2 separate regions of the Homo sapiens genome follow, and region 2 is linked to region 1. A link is a contact called in ENCODE Hi-C or POLR2A ChIA-PET data. All regions are on one chromosome and are shown on one strand. The core of a region is the stretch at or near the end of the contact, and the rest is flanking DNA. Distances in the headings are between cores, read along the strand shown. Region 1 holds the start of LINC02898 (long intergenic non-protein coding RNA 2898). Region 2 has its middle 36 kb from the start of LINC01913.

Evidence for each region. A loop is a pair of places that touch in the nucleus more often than their neighbours do. ChIA-PET counts read pairs that join two places held with the same protein, here RNA polymerase II (POLR2A). Pooled maps may share reads with other maps.
Region 2: a loop to region 1 is called in a map with no recorded cell type, with 7 times the contacts of the local background. The contact joins the enhancer-like site here to the promoter of LINC02898 in region 1. A Hi-C loop is called at or near these places in 3 of 37 single-sample maps with no recorded cell type and 4 of 50 pooled maps. POLR2A ChIA-PET finds 5 or more read pairs at or near these places in 1 of 52 experiments (PC-9).

The regions. Positions count from the first base shown.
Region 1 is chr2:41,951,169-41,955,419 of GRCh38, reverse strand. LINC02898 (long intergenic non-protein coding RNA 2898) reads left to right here and starts at 1,614. Exons shown (of 4, transcript NR_161189.1): 1 at 1,614-1,693; 2 at 2,112-2,432. LOC124905996 (a long non-coding RNA gene) reads right to left here. Exons shown (of 3, transcript XR_007086296.1): 3 at 2,371-2,809. RefSeq lists an enhancer at 1,739-1,878.
Region 2 is chr2:41,839,326-41,844,012 of GRCh38, reverse strand. No RefSeq gene overlaps it. Among named protein-coding and RNA genes, the nearest start is that of LINC01913, 36 kb to the left of the region's middle. Within about 2 kb of position 2,657, at least 19 of the 41 ENCODE cell types and tissues checked have a DNase peak (open chromatin) inside an H3K27ac peak, as active enhancers do.

The sequences.
Region 1 (4,251 bases), core at 365-2,864:
CGTCCTTCCCATCCTCCCTTTCTCATTTTGCCTGGTGGAGGCCTGACCTGTCATGATGCTGCTGGAGTCCGGGTCTCCTCCATCTGTAACTGGGCTCTCACGGTGATGGTGGGGAGGCCAGGACCCTGCTTAGGGGCCACTGCCCGGGCAGGAGGAAACTCCCTCAGCCTCTGTCCTGAGCTGGGTCACCTGTGGAAGGGTGCCCAGGGCCCAAAGGTGAAGGAGGGCTGGCGCGGCTTCTTTGCCCAGGGCTGACCACTCCCAGCATCTCAGGCCAGCAGCCACCCAGCACCATCTGCCTCATTTCCTGTGCTTCCTCCTAGTGAGTGGCAGCTTGGACTCTTGGCTGCAGGCAGTTCTCCTGAACCGGTCACCAGGGCTCAGGATGAGCTATCCAGATGCATCTGTGACAATGTGGCTTTCATCTTCATCACAGTTGACCCCGTGGGAGGAAAGCCCCCTTTCTCCCACTTCAGCCCACATCTCTCTTCCCAGAACAGCAAACTGCCACCCAGGAGGGACTGCCGCTTCCCTGGTCGTGGGAAACTCTGCAGAACCTCCTCTCCTGAGCACTCCTGAGCGAAGAGCCAAGCCAGGGTAAGCCTGTGCATATAAGGCCTCAATTTTAGATTAGATTCCCAAATTTAATTTCCTATTCCTTAATTTAATTCTGCATTTTAGTTTTGTTTTTATTATTTACATGGGTTCCCTTTAATGATTCCAAATTGCTGCTGCCCTCTAGCAGAATTTTGTCTTATGTTAACTTCTTGAAAACTGATCAGCATTGGAGTTTATTCCACGCTGGGTTTAGTTATTTTCTGAAACGAAGCACAATTAAATTAGAATAATGAACATGCTCTTTAGAGGATTAATTCATAATTAGCAGGCCATGTGCTACAGCTCACAGAAGAAAGGGCACAAGGATCGAAAGCTGTTTTTTTCTGCCTAAATATGAAAAGTACATTCTGCAGAGCAGAACAAATCAGCTAATGACATCCAGAGCGCTGGCCAGCCCCAGAGCAGCATGGAGCTGGCACCTTGAGTTAGCGCAATCCCCACCGATGCTGCTGCCTACCTTTCCTCCCCGAGAAGGCTGGCAGCGGGCAATTTGCCTGGCTCTTCTCTCCTCAGCACAGCTGATAGAAGCCACTGTGGACCTCCTAAATTCTACCCCCAGGAAGCCCCAAACTCCACAGCCTGTGGCTTCACAAGCTTCATCCTCAGAGCTTCCTACAGCCCATTCACTCATTCATTCTTTCATCCAAGGAATGTTTTACTAGCTCCTGCTATACACCAGGCATCCATGGGATGGCCCACCCTCGGGATACATCAGGGAAGAAAACATACAAAGACCCCTACCCTTTTGGAAGTTATACTTGAGCAGGCAGAGACAGACAATAAATGGTAAAAATAATAAGTAAATTATGTATTATGTTAGAAGGTGATGAGTGCTAAAGAGGAAGGGGGGTTGAGAGTGGTGTGTGTGTGTGTGTGTGTGTGTGTGTGTGCGCGCGTGCCTGTGTGCTTTGCAGTTTTAAATAGGATGGGTCATGGTAGGCTTATGGGGAAGGTTTCAATTGAGCGAAGACTTGAAGGAAGTGAGAAAGTGAGTCACTTTCAAGCAAGTCACCCAGGTCAAGCCTGTTCTAGAAGAAACAACTATAGCAAAAGCCCTAAGGTTGGAGTGTGGCTGGTGAGTTCGGGAAGGATGGGGCCAGTGGGGGCTGAATGGAGGGAGTGAGTGGGAGATGAGGGGGACCCCATCAAGTGGGGCCTTGGGTTTTTCTCCGAGAGAACTGAAAGTCAGGGCAGGGTTCTGAGCACAGGCAGGACGTGGTCTTTTACTAAAGGATCTCTGGCTGCTGGCTGAGAACAGACTTTACAGGGTCAGGTAGATGGAAGGATGGAAGGTGGGAGACCTGTCAGAAGGCTCACAGCTTAGGCCTCTGAAACTCCAGCCCCAGGTTTTCCCATACCATGTTCTCTGGGCCTGCCAAAGTGCTGAGCTCAGGCCTCAGAACCAGGCACAGAGGCTTAGAGTCTCCTGCAGTCCCCTTTCTCCCAGAAGGACCAGTATATTTATTTTTTTATTTTTTTTATTTTTTAAACAGCCAGAGCTCACACATGGTGAGGATGTCCAGACCATTATTCCTCGATTGGGCCTGGAGACCCCTCTGCAGCCCCTCCCAATCTCTCCCACTGACCTACGGACCAGAAGGCTGGATTTTGCAATGGAAGGGAACTTGCAGGCAGCAGACAGCTCTGCACTGTCCCTTTGATTTTCCTCAGGCACCTCTGAGAGGGAGACACACTCTCAGCCAAGTACCCAACAAGGGACATGAGAAGGCTTCTGCTGTGCAGCTGCCAGAGAAACAGGGGACAGATCAAAGCAGGAGAGGACCAACATCTGCGGTAACCAAAGCAAGGACAAGGTACAAACACATTGAATGAATAAATAAGCAGATGAATGACTGATGGGTGGGGGGAATGAATGATTAATGCATAAATGAATGATTGATGAATAAACAAATGTATAGCCTGGAGCTGGCTCCTGCTCCCTGCTCTTTGGGTATCTTCTCTACTGGGAACCGAAGATTAAAGATGCTCCCGTGACCTTCACCTCTGGAATTCCCTGCTGGAGTTGGGATTACACCTGCTTCTGAGCCCAGAGGTTGGGGAGGCTTTGGCTTAGGATCGGTGGCCCAAGGCTGCAGAGATGTGCTGGCGGAAGGAGGCTGGAAGCAACTGGGGCTGGTCTGGAAGACCCCTGGGCAGCTTGTAGGTTCTGAGTGCGGAGAACTCCAAGGATCTGAGAGGAGAGAAGGGTGTGTTGGGAAGAGGGGAAAAGGAGTGGTTTAGTTTTTCCTTCCTGGTTCTACACGGGACATTCTGCAGATGCTGGGCCTTGGGTTGGTCTCATTCTAGGGCCTGTAAAGATACAGAAGTCTGTCTCAATGGAGCATTTGACTGTATTATCCCAAAAGGCAGGAAGATTTCGGTAATCGAAATTGTCAGAAGCTTCCCCAAAAGGGGCAGGCTGGTGAAGACTTTAGCTCAGGCCCAGGCACTGGCACCACCCAGACGCTTGATGTGCCCCCACTTCCAGAAGTTTGTCTTATAGTGTGGCCAGATCCCCATGCCTCTGGGGGAGAAGTACCCTACTGGGGGAGGGTTTGAGGAAGCAATGTTTAAAGACCCTGGGTCACATGGCTTCACTTCATTTTGGAGAAGCATCTTACCTGGGAATTCCCATAGAATCTAGTTTGGGGCCAAAAGACTGCTCCTAAAGAGTGCATGTACACAGTCCACTTTATGTTCTAGACTTTGATAATCATAATCAAAATGGCTTCCATTTATTGAGTGCTTACCAAGTGTTCGATGTTGGGTTAAGAGTTTTGGCTGGGCAAAGTGGCTCATGCCTGTAATCCCAGCACTTTGGGAGGCAGAGGTGGGCAGATCACCTGAGGTCAGGAGTTCGAGACCAACCTGGCCAACATGGTGAAACCCCCGTCTCTGCTAAAAATACCAAAATTAGCCATACCTGCTGGTGGGCACCTGCAATCCCAGCTACTCAAGAGGCTAAGGTGGGAGAATCGCTTGAACTTGGGAGGCAGAGGTTGCAGCGAGCCAAGATCATGCCACTGCACTCCAGCCTGGTGACAGAGCAAGACGGATAAACAGAGTTTTGCATTCTGACCGGCATGGTGGCTCACGCCTGTATTCTCAGTACTTTGGGAGGCCAAGACAGGCAGATCACCTGATGTCAGAAGTTCGAGACCAGCCTGGCCAACATAGTGAAACCCGTCTCTACTAAAAATACAAAAATTAGCCGGGCATCGTGGCAGGCACCTATAATCCTAGCTACTTGGGAAGCTGAAGCAGGAGAATCACTTGAACTCAGGAGGCAGAGGTTGCAGTGAGCCGAGATCGCGCCACTGCACTCCAGCCTCGGTGACAGAGCGAGACTCTGTCCAAAAAAAAAAAAAAAAGTTTTGTATTTGCATATCATTCAATTATCTTATGAACCCTGGGATGTCCCTCATTTTACAGATGAAACTGAGGCACAGAAAGGCTAAGTGACTTGCTTAGCCTTAGCATCAGCCAAATGGATGATGGCCATTTGGAGCTGAAAACTGAAGGGACTTTTCCTGAGGTCCTACTCTAGCAACTGTGCTGAGCTTTCGCTCCTCTAGCACAGAGATTCTTAACGCTTTGGGGGCTGCAGACCCCTTCAAGCAAGTGATAAGAGTG
Region 2 (4,687 bases), core at 1,408-3,907, 110 kb after region 1:
TCTTAAAAAAAAAAGAAATGCATATTATAATTTGTAACATGACAATTTTATAGGTGAAAAATAAAATCCCGGTTTAAAATTTTGTATGTTTTTTTATGACTAGTGAGATTGCATTTTTTTCAAATGTATTTTCCAGTCTGAGATCCATTTTTGTAAGTTGTTTGTCCGGTATGGCTCCAGTGCATTATTCTGTTGGGTGTTAGAATACAGAACATCTTCAACATAGATTCAGTTTGGTGTCCTGATTGTGAACATGACTCCATTTGTGTTATATGTGTGTGATTGTATTCAACTAGGAATATGTGCTTTTTGGCTAATGTACAAAATGCTGGGTGCGCCAGAGATGTGTCTGAAATTCATGGGATGAGACTTTTACCTATTTCTCCTTCCACAGACTCTTTAGTTGTAGCTGGAGAAAAGGCAAGTGAATTCCTTTTGGAGCTGGGTAGAAAGGGCATGGAGTTAAGGGTCACGAAGTCAGCACATTCCCTTGTGGAATTGTGCCTGTAATCTGCTGATTTCTACCCTGATTCTCTACCTCTCATTTTGCCTGAAGTGACACTGTCCCTAGACCAGTCCGTGGCCAGCCCACATCATTTCTTTTAGGGTTATCTGAGGATCTGAGGTCCATGTGTTTCACAAGTACCCACAGGATGTGCCCACCATTTCCCTGCAATTCAATTCCAAGTCTGCGTTCTGAAGTAGAGGTTTCAACCCTGGGAGATACTTGTGGGTGTTGGAAGTGAGGGGTGGGCCTGGGGAAGGACTGAGTCATGAGGGTCACCAGGGCCTCAAGGAAGAGAAAGTTTCACCAGCTTCACCTCTTCAGAAGGGATCTCAGCCATGCAGATTCTTGGAGGGAATTAGGAGGCTTTTAAAGTTACAGAGATGTCCTCAGCTCTGAGCAATGTTCTGAGGAGTAAAGTCGTCATCAGCCCATTTTGGCCCTATGTGGGCATCCTCTTTCCCACTCTTTCCTCTTGGGAGGAGGGACTCCAGTTTCACAGCTTGCCAGGGCTTTGGGCTTGTAGTATGGGAAGAATATGGAGCTAGGTGGAACTCTTGACCATAAGGATTTCATTTCCTGGTGACTTGAATCTTTAGGCCCAGAGGCTGTTCAGAATCTAACCAGCTACAACAAAATTGGGACTTGAGGGGGATTAAGAAAAACTTGGCTTTAAAAATTAGAATTAACAACAAGAGAATGGTTAAATGAGTTCAGGTATAAAAGACTGCAATAGTTAAAAAGAAATAAGGATACAGACATAAAAAGATCTTTGAGATGTACTGTTAATTGAAGAAAACAAGTTGTAGAATAAATTTTAAAATACAATCATGTTTATGCAAAAGAACAACAACAAAAAAACCTAGCTTTCTCCCCGCCACAGGTACATGCATGAAACCATACCCAGGAGGTTAGGAAGATGCCACACTCAATGGATGACAGTGGCTGCCTCTGGGGAGTGTGTGTGAAGGTCGACCAGACCTTGCACTTTGTTTTGTTCACATTTTAAAAGATAATGTAACTACGTCTTTCTGCTGTAATCAGAAATAAAAAAAATAGAACAACTGGCTTGAAAATCTAGGATGCAAATCCTTCTGCTTATCTGAGACCCAGGTGGTCACTGGTTCAGTCCTGATGCAGAGCAATGGCACTGACATTGAAATTGCACTCAAAGAAACCGAGCTGCAGCTCACCATGGACATGTTGTAGGATTCCAACCAGGAAGTGCTCTGAGCTTCACAGGGTTGCTGTGAGTATTAAATGAGATAATATATGAATGTGCTTTGCAAAAGTTAAAGTGGGAGACACATATAAGGTAGAAATACTATACTGTGTCATTACATTCTTGTACTAGCTCCCAAAGTGAAAGTGGGATAAGAATGCAAGCACCACAACCCGATGAAGTAGATATTATTATGATCATCTCCATTCCCCAGCTGAGGAGTTAAGTTTTAGTTAATTTTCTATTGGTCATTCGGCTGTTCAGCTGCAGTCAGAACTTGAACCCAGGCTCCCTGCTGTTCTCAACTGCCACTGCATGTTGAAGCACTCGGACACATTTACAGCCATGTGTATATATATTTACCGTTTCCTTCTTGGAGCAGTTCTGACAAAGCTGAGATTTAAACCTCCAAGAACAAATATATGAAACTGATTCTAAGCACTGTAGAGTATTTATGATGTGTTTGTGCTAGGCATTGTAGGAATAACAAGTGGCTAACATTTTCTGATCATCTGCTGTGTGCAAGACCGTCTTCTAAGCGCTTTACATGTATTAGTGCGCACAACTTTATGCAAGAGGTACTACTATCCCCACTTTACAGTTGAGAAAAATGCTGCACAGAGAGTTTAAATATCTTGCTCAAAGCAAAGACGTTTAAGATATGGTCTCTACCCTGAGTCCAATATGCGTGAAATAAAACAATGGAGAAGTGCTGCAATGCAGCTATTTACAAAGTTCCAAGGGCGCTCAGAGAGTACCATCCCTGCAGGGGAAAGCGAAGCACTTCGTGTGAGATCCTGAAAGTCCGGGGTGAGCCACTTCAAGCAGGGGCGGGGCGCGTGTGCAAGGCCCTGGGCTGAATTAATGAGAACCCGATCTCATGTTCTGGGTCAGAACCGAGCTCCATCCGGACTGCAGCGCAAGCCAAAGAAATGCAGTGGCTGCTGTCCCGGCTGGGCCCTTCTGCATACCCCGGGGGCATCGGGCCAGGGAGCCGTGCTCCCCTTGGGCCGCGGGGTTGGTAAGCAGCAAACCGAGCTGAAGCGGCCAAGAACCCTCCCGTAGGGCAGAGTGAGGATTGGCGGGAGAGAAAAGCCTAAAGGGACTGTAGCAATTGGCTGCCGCCTTTTCCACCGTAGGAGGATCGGGCTGACACTCCCAGCGTTGGGACTTATTCAGGTAAAGATTATGTCTGGAGCCCCATCTTGCTTCAGAGACCTCCCGTTCTGCGCTTATCACTGCGTCCCCGGAAACCAGACGTCCCTTAAGAGACTTAGCCAATTATCATCCACGGCCATTACCGTGGAGAGCCTAGCGCTGTCAGCGAGTTTCTGATTGGCTGTTGCTGGAAGGGGGCGGGCCCGGAGAAGAACCGTGCAGCGTGCGGAAGGAGCCCTACTTGCCCACCGTTCTCTCCAACTCAGGACGGACGGCGCCGCCAAGTGGTCTGTAGGGGTAATGCCTCGTGCTGTTGCCCCGCAGAGGGCGGGCTTGGCTTGCCAGGCTCCTGGAGAGGAAAGCCTTTTAACCTAAATGAAGTAGAAAGAGAAATACCTAAACTTGAATAGGAATCAGTCGTGCTGAATAAGAGAGCTCTTAGTCAGAATGCGTGTCGTCGGTTCCAGCTCCACATTAACTCAGTTTCCTTTCTTTCCTGAGCCTCATCTGTCAGATGGGGATAATGATAATACCTATCTCCAAGGCTTGCCATGAGGTTTCAATGAAATTAATATGTTTAAGGTTCGCACAGTGCCATGCGCATAATAGGTACACGATAAGCAATAACTGGTGGGGATCAGTGCACTGGTTAAGAGTGAGCATTCTGGGTCAGTGCCGTGACTCACACCTATAATCTCAGCATTTTGTGAGGCTGAGGCAGGAGGATTGCTTGAGTCCAAGAGTTTGAGAGCAGCCTGGGAAACATAGTGTGACCCTCTCTCTACAAAAAATAAAATTATCTAGACGTGTGATGTGTGCCTGTAGTCCCAGCTACTTGGGTGGCTGAGGTGGGAGGATCACTTGAGCCTGGGAGGTCGAGGCTGCAATGAGATGAGATTGCACCACAGCACTATAGCCTGGGTGACAGAGTGAGACCTTGTCTCAAAAAAAAAAAAAAAGAAAAAAACAAAAAGAATGAGAATTTTGCCGTTTGAAAGAATACCTGTTGAGTCCCAAGCCTGCATAGCACTAGCATGGTGAGATTACATAGCCTCCCTGTCGCAGTTTCCTCATCTGGAAATGAGACTAACAATAACACCTACTTCATGGAATTGTGGTTTAATTGTGGTACTGATAAAATACCCAATACAAAGCAATCAGTAAATGTTGGCCCCTATTATTCATATCATTTATGAGGAAGGGAATAATGATTATTATTTCCCTTCTTCCTCCCCCAGGCAATAGGCTACTTCAGCCTGAGTTGGCCCTTCTGAAAGAGGAATAGTGGCTTGCTTTGTCTGGAGTTAGTCTGTAAACCTATCACACTCACACGTATGAACATAGGACTTGGAAAATCTCTATATCACACTCTTGCCCACAGTTTACATTATTCTTTTAGGCACTGTTTTCTTAAGCCCCGTTGGCACCTGACGAAAGCATAACATTATAATGATTAACTTATTGGAGTAGAATTGGTTTATTAGAGTATCTTTTAAGTTGGCTGTAGTGTTCAACAGTATTCTGAGGGCAGTGTACATAGAAGGACATGTACTGATGAAGACAAGGGTTTCAGGGGTTTGAAATCAAAGGACATAAGTCAGCATATACTCTAGGGTGAGCCTGGGTTGGGACCAATGATGGTGAAGTGTGTAGCGGTGGTTGGGTGATTGGTTGGGAGCAGGGAAGTCTGGAGTGTTTCTGAGTCATGGGAAGATTACTGGACAGACTTGGAGACTTGAATTCTGGCTAAAACGAATTCACTCTCTGGCTGTGTGATCTTGGACAAGTCACTTATATTTTCT